Regions from separate parts of the Homo sapiens genome. Here region 1 is linked to region 2. A link is a contact called in ENCODE Hi-C or POLR2A ChIA-PET data. All regions are on one chromosome and are shown on one strand. The core of a region is the stretch at or near the end of the contact, and the rest is flanking DNA. Distances in the headings are between cores, read along the strand shown.

Region 1 (7,260 bases), core at 2,544-5,043, 570 kb after region 2:
TTACAATAAACAATACTGGAATATATTTACTGGGTTGCAGCTTACTTAGAGACAAGATTAAAGCAACAAGATAAAGTCAAAACTGGGAAAAATCACAGCAGATAGGTACCTGTAAGAATGGAAATACAGCAGAGAAGTAATTTGTCCTAAATAGAGAATGAAGAGACATAATGGCAGCTTATTCATTAGTGGAAATGGACACATATTATTATATTGTAGTCAGTTCTTGATTATTCATGTGTGATTTACCAATTTTTTGGCTTATCCTTCTCTCTGCAAGCCTTTGTACATCTGAGTCATCTTCTTTCCATCTTTTCCATCATCTTTTCCATCTTTAGTTCATATGTGTTTAGAAACCCCCAAAATAATGATATAGATCATTAACCCATATAAAACTTAATTAGGAAAGCAAAACTGATGGCATGGCTATTATACTGGTCAAAGGATCCTTTCACCTCTCCAGTTTGGGACCAAATCTGATGACACATTTTCACTAGAGGAAGAGAAGTCAGCATGGGAATTGAGCTTGATAAATAAAATTATTAGTCAGCTAATCCTAGCCTGTTGTCTTTCTGCTAGGTAAAAGTGTTCCAGATATATATAATCTGTCAGCTCTATTAAGTATCATTTATAGGCAGGAAAAATGTGCTCTTATGATGATCAGAGTCCCCATATCTCGCACACAATGGGGATACAAATATCATTTCACAGTGGAAGTCTGAGTTCCTCATTCAATGGATGACAAGCTCCCTATGGGAAGAGATCCTTCCTTTTTATACTGCTCCTATATAGAGGGCTTAGATCCTGAAGTTTCTGAAGGAAACTTCAGGATCTAAGCCCTCTGCCTGCATACATAACCTGGAAACCCATATTTACAGGGACCAAGACCTTGAGTTATTGTCCTAAGTTCATGTCCTGTCATATCATTGCCAGCTGGGTAGTCTTTAGCAAATTACTTGATTTTTCTAAGCCTTAGTTCGCTTTCCTAGAAAGTGGGTTTAATGAAACCCCCTCCTAGAGCTGTTGTAATGACCGAATAAACTGTTTTCTATAAAGTGCCATGGAGAGCAGAAAATAATCTGGTGGGTAAATGAATAGGTATCACAACTGTCATTCTGCAAACTACTTGACTGAGCTCACTGACTCCAGACATGACTAAGTAGACCATAAAAGAAATGGAACTTTTATGTTTTAAGTTAAGAATTGACTTTTGTGGCCAGGGGCGTTGGCTCACGCCTGTAATCCCAACACTTTGGGAGGCTGAGGCGGGTGGATCACCTGAGGTCAGGAGTTCAAGACCAGCCTGGTCAACATGGTGAAACATAGTGAAACCCTGTCTCTATCTCTACTAAAAATACAAAAATTAGCTGGGTGTGGTGGCGGGCACCTGTAATCCCAGCTACTTGGGAGGCTGAGGCAGGAAAAATCGCTTGAACCGGGGAGGCAGAGGTTGCAGTGAGCCAAGATCGCACCACTGCACTCCAGCCTGGGTGGTGACAGAGTGAGACTCAGTCTCAAATAAAACAAAACAAAAAAAGAATCGACTTTGTAACTTGAGTGTTGTTTCTTAAAAAAAATATGAAAGAGTGGGAGTGGGGGCAACCCCATGGGTGGCTTCTACACTAACCTATCAACATACATTTTACATCTTTTATTTTTTAGCCCTTAGAATCTTTCTACTCAAGATCAAATTTTAATATTAATAGAGCCAAATATATTTGATTATGGGAGAACCACTGATGTTCTGTGTTGTTTATAAATTGGAAAGGCAGCAAAAATGGAGGAGAATTATTCTGGTGACCCAACCTAAGTGACACAGTTACCCAGGCAGATGCGCAATAGCGTCTAGAATCCCAACAGTTTGTCTCAGGTCTCTTTCAAAATCTCAGCAACAGCACCTTAGACCTTTCTGGAATCAAAGTTTTGGATCTAAGACTTCAAAGTGGGGAAAGCAATGCAAGACTACTCAGGGACTGACATGTGTAGAATCAAAAAGAGAGAAAGGGAGGTATATGCTGAAAATGGTATGAGATCCATACCCCCAGTGACTTGCACTGGTTCTTCTACTTTGTTCAGCCTCAGCCAGATGGAAGACTCGTTTCTATATTAAAATCTTTTTTCCCCCTCCTTCATTATCTCTCCCTGCTGCCCAAAAGAGGAATCAAACTCACTGCATCAAGCTGGCAAAGAGCTACAGGCGCCTTCCACTTGGAAGTAAGAAGCTAGAGCAGCTCACCCATTAACATTTCTGTGATTCACAGGAGAGCTCATTCACAGCTGCTCAGACTCTGAGCAGAGAGATTAGAACTAGAACTGTTTAAAATTCCTAAGCCAGAGGAGTTTCACGGGGCGGGGTGCTTCTAAACAGCCTGCAGTCAGCCATGCCCTTGCAGACAAGGCTCTGGGGGTTCCACATGCACCTCCAGCCTCAGAAGACTGGCCTGACCAGTCCTGCAGCTGTTTTGAGGACAGTAGCTAAGCCTGGAAGTGGTGACTTTATTTACCATTTTTGGTTAGTCACTAAGTAAAGTCTTTGCCTAGAAACCTTCATTTCTTATGCAGTAGGGTAGAAAAGGTCCAGCTAAAAATTTTCCTGAAATACTTCACCAAACAGGCCAGTTCTACAATTAGGAAATTACCACGCTGAGTAATATTTGCCAGTCTGGTTTTTAGTGAAGTCAGGTTTCGTCCACTGGCATCTCAAGCTGATTGGCAGACAGACCTAGGTCCTACACCCAACCCCTCCCTTGCAATTTGGGCAGGTTATATTTTTAAAAGTGCAGACTTCCTGTGCTTTTGAACATTTTGAAGGCTAGGATAGTATTCACAAATCAGGGGTGCATTTAATCTTTTATATCACATGCCTGCTACTGGATTTGCAAAATGCTGCATAGATACACAGCCTCTCAAGTTGGCTTCTAGGCAATGGTGACAATTTGCACTTTCTAGAGGCATGACTTTTCAAGAGGTTTGTGAACTAGTTTTAAAATGTTCTATGGAGGAAATGAGAAATGGACTTGACAGTCAGTAAGTTATTTTATCTTAATTTTAAATAAAAAATAATGTAATTACTTGGTGACCACAAATACAAGTGGCATGGCTTGTCTTTTCCCTTGTGAAACTGCTACCTGTTGTTTTGAATAATTAAATTCAATAGAAATGTTTCTTAATGATTGAGAAGGTTAGAACTATGTCTCTATTTTTAGGTAGGTCACTGAATATGTAAAGTCTAAATTCTGAAGATATTCCCCTATTTTAGGGTTAAATTAAAAGCACACTCACATTTTGCTTCCTATTAGCACCATACAACTGGCAAGAGGAGAAGGAGGTTGTGAAATTCAAATCAAGAAATGTTTTCACTTGCTGGAAACTATGGTAAAGCTCTGAGGGAAAAAAGAATGAAAAGCTCTTTCTTAAGAAAAAAAAAGCTTGGATTTTCCCTACTTAGAGTGGACTATTGAGTATGTAAATAAATTGGTTAACCTCTCTGATACTATGCAAAGAAACCTCACCCACACAGTAGACTTGGGGATTTTTTTAAATGGTGGTAGTGCACAGATTGTATCCTTAATTTCAACCTAAGCAACGCATGTAGAGTGCCCATCAGATAGTAGGTGTACTGCTAAGCCCCTGACAATACACACTTGATAATGAAAGAAATTAAATGAAAAATCGTTCTCCAAACTGATGACCAAATTAGATCTTATCAATTCACGGACAAAGTCAGGAGAGAGAAAGAGGAAACTAGTATGTTCACACATACCTCAGTGATGGTTCAAAGTTCAGATTAAAATCTACATCCTTTTTCAAGAAGTGCTGTGCTGATATTTGGTACCGCAGTCCCGGAGAATGTGAAGAGATCTTTGTGCTTACTCCTTCCTAGTTTTCTTCTTCCTTTTGTTTTTTTAACAGAGAAGGAAAGGGAGATGTGGGTGATTTCTACAGATTTCCTTAATTAAAGCTAGTTTGACTCCCCACTTAAGTGAAATAAGGCTGTTAAAAAGAAAAGTAGTCTCACTTATCAATAGGCACTGAAGAATCAATGTTTGGCTTACCTGTTCAGATCAAATTCCTTGATTACATTATTTTACAAAGCTGAGTAGGGCTTAAGCTAGTTACCACTGATGCCATTGGCAAGTATTTCTTCATTCACGCACAGGCCATAATCCACTACACCAACTCAGGCCCACGGGATGACTTCCATTTCTTCTTCTTCTTTTTTTTTTTTTTTTTTTTTTTGAGATGTAGTGTCGCTCTTGCCACCCAGATTGGAGTGCAACGGTGCGGTCTCGGCTCACTGCAACCTCCACCTCCTGGGTTCAAGCATTTCTTCTGCCTCAGCCTCCCAAGTAGCTGGGACTACAGGCGCACACCACCACGCCCGCCAGCTAATTTTTTATCTTTTTAGTAGAGATGGGTTTCACCATGTTGGCTGGGCTGGTCTCCAATTCCTGACCTCCGGTGATCCACCCACCTCAGCCTCTCAAAGTGCTGAGATTACAGATGACTTCCATTTCTATAGATCCATTTTGCCATTAGAAATTAAAAAAAAAAAAACTCCCAGCCCACAGTATCTCAAATCACATGTGCAGCAGCAGAACAAAACCTGCTGTGGCTGTGATAGGTATGATTTTACCACGAAGATTCAGACGTTGTTACATGGTTGAAAAAGCAGTCACTGCACAGAGCAAGTGAGAAATTGAGCAATGCAACTTAATACAGCTTTTCCCTATTGCTTATAAAACAACGTTCTTAATTTTTAATTACATGTAAAATTCTTCTGAATTTTTACTTTAAGTTATTTCAATAGACTCCCTTGGGGTGCTTTAAGAATATCCCATGGGGCACTTTTTTACTGTGGGTCATCAGCCTAAGCTGTTGGAAAAAGGCCCTGGGTTTTTTTGGTTTGTTTTTAAAATGTTGTATAACAGCTTTAAATGTGCAAGACATGATAGAGTGGGGGAAAAAAACTTGTTGAATTCTTAACTTTGTTTTTCCATCTGAAATATTAGTATGCCTGTGTTTTTATTTTTTCCTAATTCCAAGCAACAGTGAACCTAATTTACAATTTTTTTCTCAAAAAAAAAAAAAAAAAAAAAAGGAAAGTTTAACATTGTATTAGGGAGGCTTCAGAATTAGCAGGTGCACTCCAACAGATTTATAGGGGCCAGTGGACTGATAGCTGTATTTTAGGACTGGGAAACATCTGCTCAAAGTAAGTAGTTTATGGTTTCCATATCAAATAGAAGAAAAAAATACCACACTGGTCCTCAGACTTTGGTAGTTGTGTTTTTAGAAAACCAAATTCACACAAATTCTATTCTAGGGGACTTGTATATTTCATTGCTATGTTCTACTAAAGTTAAGGAGGTACAGAAATTGCTCCATGAGGAAATGATAAAGGTCAGAGCCTCAGAATTTTAAGTGGAAAATTCATAAGCATGCATTATGGAGGGAAAAAAAGGCTAATTAAATATAACACTCAACTAAACTATAAAAAAAGACTTGTTTTCTCCATGTAAGTCAGATTATATGGGCTTCCTCCACCACTTCAACCCACTAATCTAAAGTAATGAAATGCAATCTCTGGAAGTACTCAGAATTAGACATGTAACAGATAATAACAGAGATTTGAAGAAATTTTGCACAAACATGCAACAACCTTAGGAATGAACTCTTTTTTTTTTTTTTCACTTGTCCTCTAGTCTCGCTCTAAATAACCACATGAAGTAAGGAATTGGCTGTTATTCAGTAAATTTGGACTGTGGACACTGACCAAATGGCTTGACATTCTACCTCCACCCCTTATCCTATTTTCAGTCCACATTTTCCCTCCACGGTGACTTTCTGGTTATATATTATCTGGTTTGGCCGTCTCCACTGCCCACTTCAGATAATTGCTCAATTCTCAACTTGGCTTCTTGCTGCATAGGCTTGACCTAAGAGAATGGATGAAGAAAGAGCCAGCATTTTCCTTTGATCTCTCAGAACTCAGGATTCCATTATATAATCTACCATAAATCCTGGCAGTCGAGATTGACACCAACATTGAAACTTGCCATAATATGACACTCCTTATTGATTCATTATGTATTCTGACATTTCTTCATTAACACGAACTCAATACTGCAGTCTGTCAGTGATAAGAAATTTTTCTTAGTTGCCTTCTCAATATTTTTGAGGGTTGCCTTGGTTAATTTTTCTCTTCTGCTATCTAAGCTTCATATGCCAAATGTTCTAACTGGCTATCTGCCTCTAAGGTTTAAGCTCACAGATGTTTCCTTGTGTCCACAGAAAATACTACTCCGCTGAGAATAGTTTTGATAAATAAAATTGGCAATAAATTTAGAACCAAAGAGCTGGATAAAGAAATCAAGTGCAACCCATGTTATCCACACTTTTGTAAATCTACAAACTTGTCTAGTATACCCAGTAATAGTAGATTCTAGGAATCCCATCAACAAAGTAAAGTCTTAAATAATCCCAAAACCTCCTTCTATGTAGCAGTACAAATCTTTTCCCCTACTAAACATTACCATGGCTTCTAACAAGCAGAGAATTGGCACAACAAATTTCACTTCTATTCCAAGTGCAGAGGGAGGAGTAAAATGGACAGAATCCAAATGTCGAGAAAGAAGTGAAGAAAGGACCCTGCAGAGCCCAGATAGGAATAATACGTGAACTGTTCTAAGTGATTAATACTCCACTACATTAATACTGCTTATGCAACACGAATGCTGTAGTAAGCAGGAGACCTTTGCTTTCTGCTTTTTTCCCTTTCCTAGAAAACATTTTCCTAGGAGTCTTTCCCTTCACAAATGACATGTGAAGGAGCTATATGCTTGATTTGTGAAGATTGAGTGATCCGGAGGAATAGGACCGTCAAACGGACAAGAGCAGTGTTCTTCCTGTTGAATGTTATCATGTCACCCTCTCCTGGTACTTCGCTGCTCAAAATTCAAAGCCCAGGCATTTCCACCATGGAACATTCTCAGGAGTGTAGCATCATCATTTGAGATTTACTGTAACTGAAGTGAAATTATTTAGTGGGTTTGGCCTTTTTCCCTCCCGACTCTACCCCCAGTAGCTCCTTGCCTTTTCTTTTTAAATTGTTGCTCTAGCCTTTTATTTCCCCTTGGAAGAGAAGGAAAAAGAGGAAATCAGAAAGGACACTCGTCCTCCTTCCCTCTACCCACAAATCACAGAATTTAGCTTTTCCATTCCCATAACTGTAAAGCATTTTAGGCAACTGCAGGAGAG
Region 2 (7,046 bases), core at 4,290-6,789:
AATCCCAGCACTTTGGGAGGCCGAGGTGGGCGGATCATGAGGTCAGGAGATCTAGACCATCCTAGCTAACACGGTGAAACCCCGTCTCTACTAAAAAACAAAACAGTAGCCGGGCATAGTGGTGGGCGCCTGTAGTCCCAGCTGCTCGGGAGGCTGAGGCAGGAGAATGGCGTGAACCTGGGAGGCGGAGCTTGCAGTGAGTCAAGATCGCTCCACTAAACTCCAGCCTGGGCGACAGAGTGAGATTCTGTCTAAAAAAATAAAAATAAATTAAAAAATATAAAAAAAAAGCCTACAGACTACTTACTCGTCAAGGCCGTGGGAAAACTACAAAAAATCATGAAAGCCTGTCCGTTTCGTAAAAGACTCCAAAGGGCTGTATTTCACTGTGGGAAACAGTCTTTGCAGAGGCTGGGGAGATGTGTGAGTTTCATTCTTATTTCTGTTGCTGCAGAATATGCTGGTGGAAATAGAGCAGAAGGTGGTGGCTTTATCAGAACTGTCAGTCCACAATGAGAACCTGCTGCTGGAGGGCAAAGCTCACACCAAGGACGAGGCCGAGCAGCTGGCTGGAAAGCTGAGAAGGCTCAAGGGGAGCCTGCTGGAGCTGCAGAGAGCCCTGCATGATAAGCAGCTCAACATGCAGGTGAGGGTTCCAGCCGCTGGCCCACAGCTGAAAGTTGGCACACTGTTCACGTGCTCCTTCTAAGGTTTGCCAGGTAAAGGAACAGGTTGGCGGTGACGCGTACTTGTGTGTGTACCTGCTTTACGCTGACATTTTAGCATGCAGCTTTAAGTTTACACTCTTGGACTTTGGCAAACATTTGCAAATAGATTTTGTTAGGACTACTAACAACAGCTGTTCAGCGGAGTGGTGGAGGCAAAAAGCACTCTGACATGAAAGTAACAATGAGAGGAGAGGAACTGGAGAGGGAAAGTAAAGGCTACTCCAGGAGTGTTGCTGTAAAGTGGTATATAGAGGAATGAGATAAGCTATAAGGAGAAGTGGGTCAAAGAAAATTTTATCTCTTTTTTTCTTTTACATTCATCACAATTTGAGTATTTCATTTTAAGATCAGAAAAATAATAAGTTTACACGTTGATGGAAATAACTCAATAGAGGAAAAGTTGGTGAAAAAGGAATGTGGGCAGGGCGCCGTGGCTCACGCCTGTAATCCCAGCACTTTGGGAGGCCGAGACAAGCAGATCACTTGAGGTCAGGAGTTCGAGACCAGACTGGCTAACATGGTGAAACCCCATCTCTGCTAAAAATACAAAAAAAAAAAAAAATTAGCTGGGCCTTGTGGTGGACACCTGTAATCTCAGTTACTCGGGAGGCTGAGGCAGGAGAATTGCTTGAACCTGGGAGGTGGAGATTTCAGTGAGCCGAGATTATATCACTGCACTCCAGTCTGGGCGACAGAGCAAGACTCTGTCTCATAACAAAAAAAAAAAAAAAAAAAAAAAAAAGAAAAAGAAAAAGGAGTGTGATTGCAAGAACAATCTTCTTGTTGGGGAGGAAACGGATAGGATAAAAAGTACACAGGCCAGGTGCGGTGGCTCACACCTGTAATCCCAGCACTTTGGGAAGCCAAGGCTGGCAGATCATGAAGTCAGGAGATGGAGACCATCCTGGCTAACACGGTGAAACCCCGTTTCTAATAAAAATACCAAAAATTAGCCGGGCATAGTGGTGGGCGCCTGTAGTCCCAGCTACTTGGGAAGCTGAGGCAGGAGAATCTCCTGAACCTGAACCTGGGAAGCAGAGGTTACAGTGAGCTGAGATCGCACCACTGCACTCCAGCCTGGGAGACAGAGGGAGACGCCGTCTCAAAAAAAAAAAAAAAAAAAAAAAAGAGTGCAGAGTTTGGTCTTCCCTACCCTTCTTGCTAAGTAAGCCAGGGACCAAATAGTTTAGAAGCCCATTAGCTGCCCCAACCCTATAAGCATCTGATGGTATCATCTGCTCCTTCTTGTGGCCTAATCCAAACTGTGCCTTCCTTTACCATTTACACCTTTCTCCTGCAATAATGGTTGAGACCAGGCCAATCTGTTCTCCAAGTAAAATGAGGAGGGAGGGAAAGCATCTATGTTGGAATACAAATACTGGTAGGAAGTAGGACATAAATATTGTTAACGGAAACTTCATGGAAGTTCACTGTGATTGCTTCTGTTTTCTCAGTGTGAGGATGATTGTTAGGACTAACCTATGTATTTTTTTTTTCGGCTTTTTGCTGATGATATGATTATATGATATGGAAAACCAAACTTAATCAACTAAAAACTATTTAGAAGCAATGGAGAAATTTAGGAAGATGACTGGCTTATTAAAAATATGAAGTTAGGTCATTGAAAAGCATAAAAGAATCCAACAAAAAATAAAAATTAAAAAATGAAGTCAGCCGAGCACAGTGGCTCACGCCTGTATCCCCAGCAATTTGGGAGGCCAAGGCAGGTGGATCACCTGAGGTCGGGAGTTTGAGACCAGCCTGGCCAACATGGTGAAACCCCATCTCTACTAAAAATACAAAAATTAGCCGGGTGTGGTGGGGCATGCCTGTAATCCCAGCTGCTTGGGAGGCTGAGGCATGAGAACTGCTTGAACCTGGGAGGCAGAGGTTGCAGTGAGCCGAGATTGTGCCACTGTGCTCTAGCTTGGGCAACAGAGTGAAATCCTGTCTCAAAAAAAAAAAAAAAAAAAAAAGAAGTCGAGAATTTATAGTTTTTACATAGACAAAAAACAAGTTAGAGGAATAATGTAATATCCCATATAAAATTTTGAAAATGAAGAGTTTTGAGGGATTATTAGTCTTATCATATATGTGTGTGGATTTTTTTTTGTTTTTTTTTTTTTGAGACAGGGTCTTGCTCTGTCACCCAGGCTGGAGTGCAGGGACGCAATCTCAGCTCATTGCAACCTCTGCCTCCCAGTCTCAAGTAATGCTCCCACCTCAGCCTCCTGAGTAGCTGGGACTATAGGCGCGCACCACCTGCCTAGCTAATTTTTTTAATTTTTTGTAGAGATGGAGGTCTCTCAATGTTGCCCAGGCTGGTCTTCAACTCCTGAGCACAGGCAATCCACCCACCTCAGCCTCCCAAAGTGCTGAGATTATAGGCGTGAGCTACCATGCCCGGCCAGTCTAATCACATATTAAAATACAATATTACAATAATTAAAATAGTTTGGTGTTGGCGCAATAAATATGTGAACAGAAAATTAAACAATAACTATTCCAGAAAGAGATTTGGTATGTAAAGGAATTTGATAAATATTTTAGGTGGCATTACAAATCAGTGGACAAAATATGACTCACTCTGTAAATAATCACTTGAAACGTGATAAACTGTATTTTCTACCCCATATTTTACAGAAAAATGTATCACAGGTGGATCAAAGATTTCAATATAAAACTTAAGTCTGCAAGGTACTCAATGTATGATTTTTTTTTTTTAATCTTAGGATAGGGAAAACCTTTGCCAGTATACCCCAAACCCATAATTTTATAGCTTCTTTTAAACTAATACATTGGCAGGGCTTGGTGGCTTATGCCTGTAATCTTAGCAGTTTGGGAGGCTAAGAAGGGAGAATTGCTTGAGCCCAGAAGTTCAAGACCAGCCTGGGTATCATAGCAAAACCCCATCTCTACAAATAATAAAAACATTAGCCGGGCGTGGTGGCACACGCCTGTGGTCCCAGCTACTAAGGAAGCTGGGATGGGAGAAGCTGGGAGGAGGTGGGAGAATCCCTTAAGCCCAGGTGGTTGAGGCTGCAGCGAGCTATGATTGTGCCACTGCACTGCAGCCTGGGTGACAGTGTGAGACGCCAACTAAAAAAATAAACAAATGGGCCATGGCTCCCACCTGTAATCCCAGCACTTTGGGAGGCTGAGGCAGGTGGATCACCTGAGGTCAGGAGTTCGAGACCAGCCTAGCCAACATAGTGAAACTCCGTCTATACTAAAAATACAAAATTAGCCAGGTGTGGTGGTGGGAACCTGTAATCCCAGCTACTCAGGAGGCTGAGGCAGGAGAATCACTTGAACCGAGGAGGCAGAGGTTGCAGTGAGCCGAGATCACGCCATTGCACTCCAGCCTGGGCAACAGGAGTGAAACTCCATCTCAAAAATGAATAAGTAAATAAATAAATAAACAAATAAAAATGAAACTACTACACAAAAATAAAAAAGTTCTGTATGACCCCCCTTCCCCACCCCCAAAAAAGTAACCAAATTGAAAGACATAGACAGGGAGGAATGAGTAACACAAAATAAAACAAAAGACATAGACAAACAGGGAAGAAACTATGCAATTCACAAATCTTTTGTAAAACAATAAGGAAAGATCAAATAATAGAATATGGACAAAAGATATGAAGAGATAATTCACAGGAAAAGAAATATAAATGGACAATGAACATATGAAAAGACGTTTGAACTCTGTGTTGGGTAAATAGATGCAAATAAAAAATATAACTTTTCACTTGGATTTACACACTTGAAAATGCACATGCAATGTGACTTTGTAATTAAAGTCAAAAGAAAAGGTTACACATACTAAAACTGAACAGAAGTAGAATGATTTTCTAGCTGTAAAAGTAGACAGCAATTCACCTAGTTTTGTAAACAGCTATTATAGGTCTAATATATAATGCTTTCTTCTATTTTCAGTGGTGATCTCTGAATGAACTTAATTTCTAAAGAAGCTAAAATAAAGGGAAAGCCTTGAAAGTTTCCTAGGTAGGATAGCAATCATTTATAAAGCTCTTATTACTCCCTTGCCCCACCCTACCGCTAGAGGCAGGTAGTAAGGGAAGGGGCGGCCTGATCCTCACTCACAAGCACAAGAGGGATTAAACAAGGCAGGAACCACAAATTCCAAGGTCTCGTGGCCTGGGAAGGGCAAAACCAATGAGGGGAGCAGGCCCAGCCTGGCCCTTGGCAAGCTGGTCTCCTGTCTAAGAAGCAGCTGTTACTAAGCTCTAGCTATTATCACACAAGAATTTACAAGTGGCATTGCTGGATCTTCTAGTTTTTCAAGAGATAGGGAATGTGGATTTATTTCTAAAGCCTCCCAACTTTTAAACGTTGACATTTAAATCTAAAATTTTAAAATAATTTGTGTGCCAAAGAAAGCATATCCACAAGCCAGGATTGAAATCTGTTTATCTTTTTCCCATTCATTATTAACGAGGTGACCTGGGGCAAGAGCCTTAAATTTTCCACAACTTTCTTACGGATCAGTTTTCTCATCTGTAAAATATGGATAATAATATTTAACTTAAAAAAATTCTTTAGAACATGTGGAAAAAATAATCAAAAAGAAAAAAAACAGTGAGGATTTAAATGCAAGTAATACAATAAATGCTCAAATTGCAGCAGTTAAAATAATTAATAACAATAACCAACTGTTTCCAAATCACATTCTTTGAGACGAAGAAGCTTCTGCTATGCTGAAAGGCCAGGCTTGAGACTTAGCGGGCTGGACTGAGCATGTACACACCACTGTGGTGTCCACACCCAGCAGATCCTGCCCAGGTCCACGGGAATTCTTTAAACTGAGTCAAGTCCTGACCCTGCCCACATTGGGTGAAGTGTAAATACAGAAAAATGTGGTAGTGTTTTACTACATGGAAATTGGTTACTGTTTATTTTTAAACTATCTATAAATTCCATCATCTTTCATCTAATGAAGTTCCCAGCATATAAAATATTACTAGATCTTTTAAAATAATTAGAGCTTCCTGGAAGATTGTTTTTCCATCTGTGGGAAGAAAAGGAGCCCTGTTTACATTATTATTGCCATGAAAAGGATCATGTCCCTTTATGTAGAAAACTAAAAATAATTTGGAGTTAATCTGAAATTAACTAAAGTTAATTGCAGAAAACAAATCATCCATTAAATGCAGCCCTCAGCAATGTTAATGCTCTTTAATTGGGGCTTGGATGATTCAGGAGGGTTGGAATACCTTCCTAAGTCTGTAAGCACACCATTACTTAGTGCTACTGAAGCTGGGAGATGGTAATACCTCTTACCTCCATTCCTTTTAACTAATTTGACTTGCATGGGTATCAGTGAATGACTATGCTTTTTTGTTTCCTATCAAATAGACTGCTTCTCTATGTGAAGATCTTAAGGGCATGTAGTAAGATCTCCTGAATTACGTGGTATCTTCATGAAGCTGGGTCTTTTTCACACATTATCATTCATTAAAAGAACAGAGAGATTGCCCCATAAAATAATAAAAAGCTTTATAAAGAAATGTTTTATGTAATGTTTAGCACTGCCCAGTCCTCATTCATCTTCCAAGGAATGTTCCTGGCAAAAGTGGTTACTGTTCTAGTATTTCCAAAATAAAGTTTATGTAGCCCCACCCAGTGGGGACTGGTGACAGAAACCGCCTAACCTCTGCATTCCCTAGGCATGGCAGAAAACTGTTATCACACCTCAGAGAAAGTAATTACCATAATTACATTCCTTCTGGCTGCACCTTCTTATCCCCAGGGGAAAGAGAATGAAATTTGAACTGGATTCTTAATCATGGTTTGCTTCCTGTGGTCCAAGTCTTATGTTTCACAATGACTAAATCATTCAGAGAAAAATTCACTCACTGAAAAACTGAGTCTAACCGCATAGAATCTGAATATATATCTGTGCATATAAAAGTGAGGAAGTTGTTAAGACCTAACATTTCGATTGTCAGTGTTCCAAATCCAAATTTGGTGTAAGGAACTTGAGCCAACCTCTCTCAATCAGACCATAGTAACTGGTGTAGAAGAGCGTGTTGGGCTCAGGGCTCGGAGAATTTTCCAAGGGAGTCTTCAGGCCGGGCTCTGAAAAACAAATTTTTGCTGAAGAGAAAAGCAGAGAGGAAGTGGCCTGGATCCCACAAAAGCAAGTCAGCAGGTCATGGCCAGGGCCACTACTTTGGCAGCTGGAGCAGCTCTGATGGGGACAACTTTCAGTCTCGTCCACTGATTTCTTGAGGCCATTTTCTATGGGTTCCTTTTGAACTGCTGTTTCAACTTTGCTTGGAAGAACCAGGATCT

The links. A loop is a pair of places that touch in the nucleus more often than their neighbours do. ChIA-PET counts read pairs that join two places held with the same protein, here RNA polymerase II (POLR2A). Pooled maps may share reads with other maps.
Region 1: a loop to region 2 is called in a map of heart left ventricle, with 4 times the contacts of the local background. The contact joins two enhancer-like sites. A Hi-C loop is called at or near these places in 14 of 168 maps with a recorded cell type or tissue (CD4-positive, alpha-beta memory T cell, CD8-positive, alpha-beta T cell, GM12878 and 9 more), 22 of 37 single-sample maps with no recorded cell type and 29 of 50 pooled maps. POLR2A ChIA-PET finds 5 or more read pairs at or near these places in 1 of 52 experiments (CD4-positive, alpha-beta T cell).

Annotation. Positions count from the first base shown.
Region 1 is chr6:151,698,509-151,705,768 of GRCh38, reverse strand. It overlaps a transcript of ESR1 not described here. Among named protein-coding and RNA genes, the nearest start is that of ESR1, 110 kb to the left of the region's middle. Within about 2 kb of position 3,793, at least 2 of the 41 ENCODE cell types and tissues checked have a DNase peak (open chromatin) inside an H3K27ac peak, as active enhancers do.
Region 2 is chr6:152,271,689-152,278,734 of GRCh38, reverse strand. It overlaps SYNE1 (spectrin repeat containing nuclear envelope protein 1), which reads left to right. Exons shown (of 146, transcript NM_182961.4): 98 at 455-646. Among named protein-coding and RNA genes, the nearest start is that of SYNE1-AS1, 110 kb to the left of the region's middle. Within about 2 kb of position 5,539, at least 13 of the 41 ENCODE cell types and tissues checked have a DNase peak (open chromatin) inside an H3K27ac peak, as active enhancers do.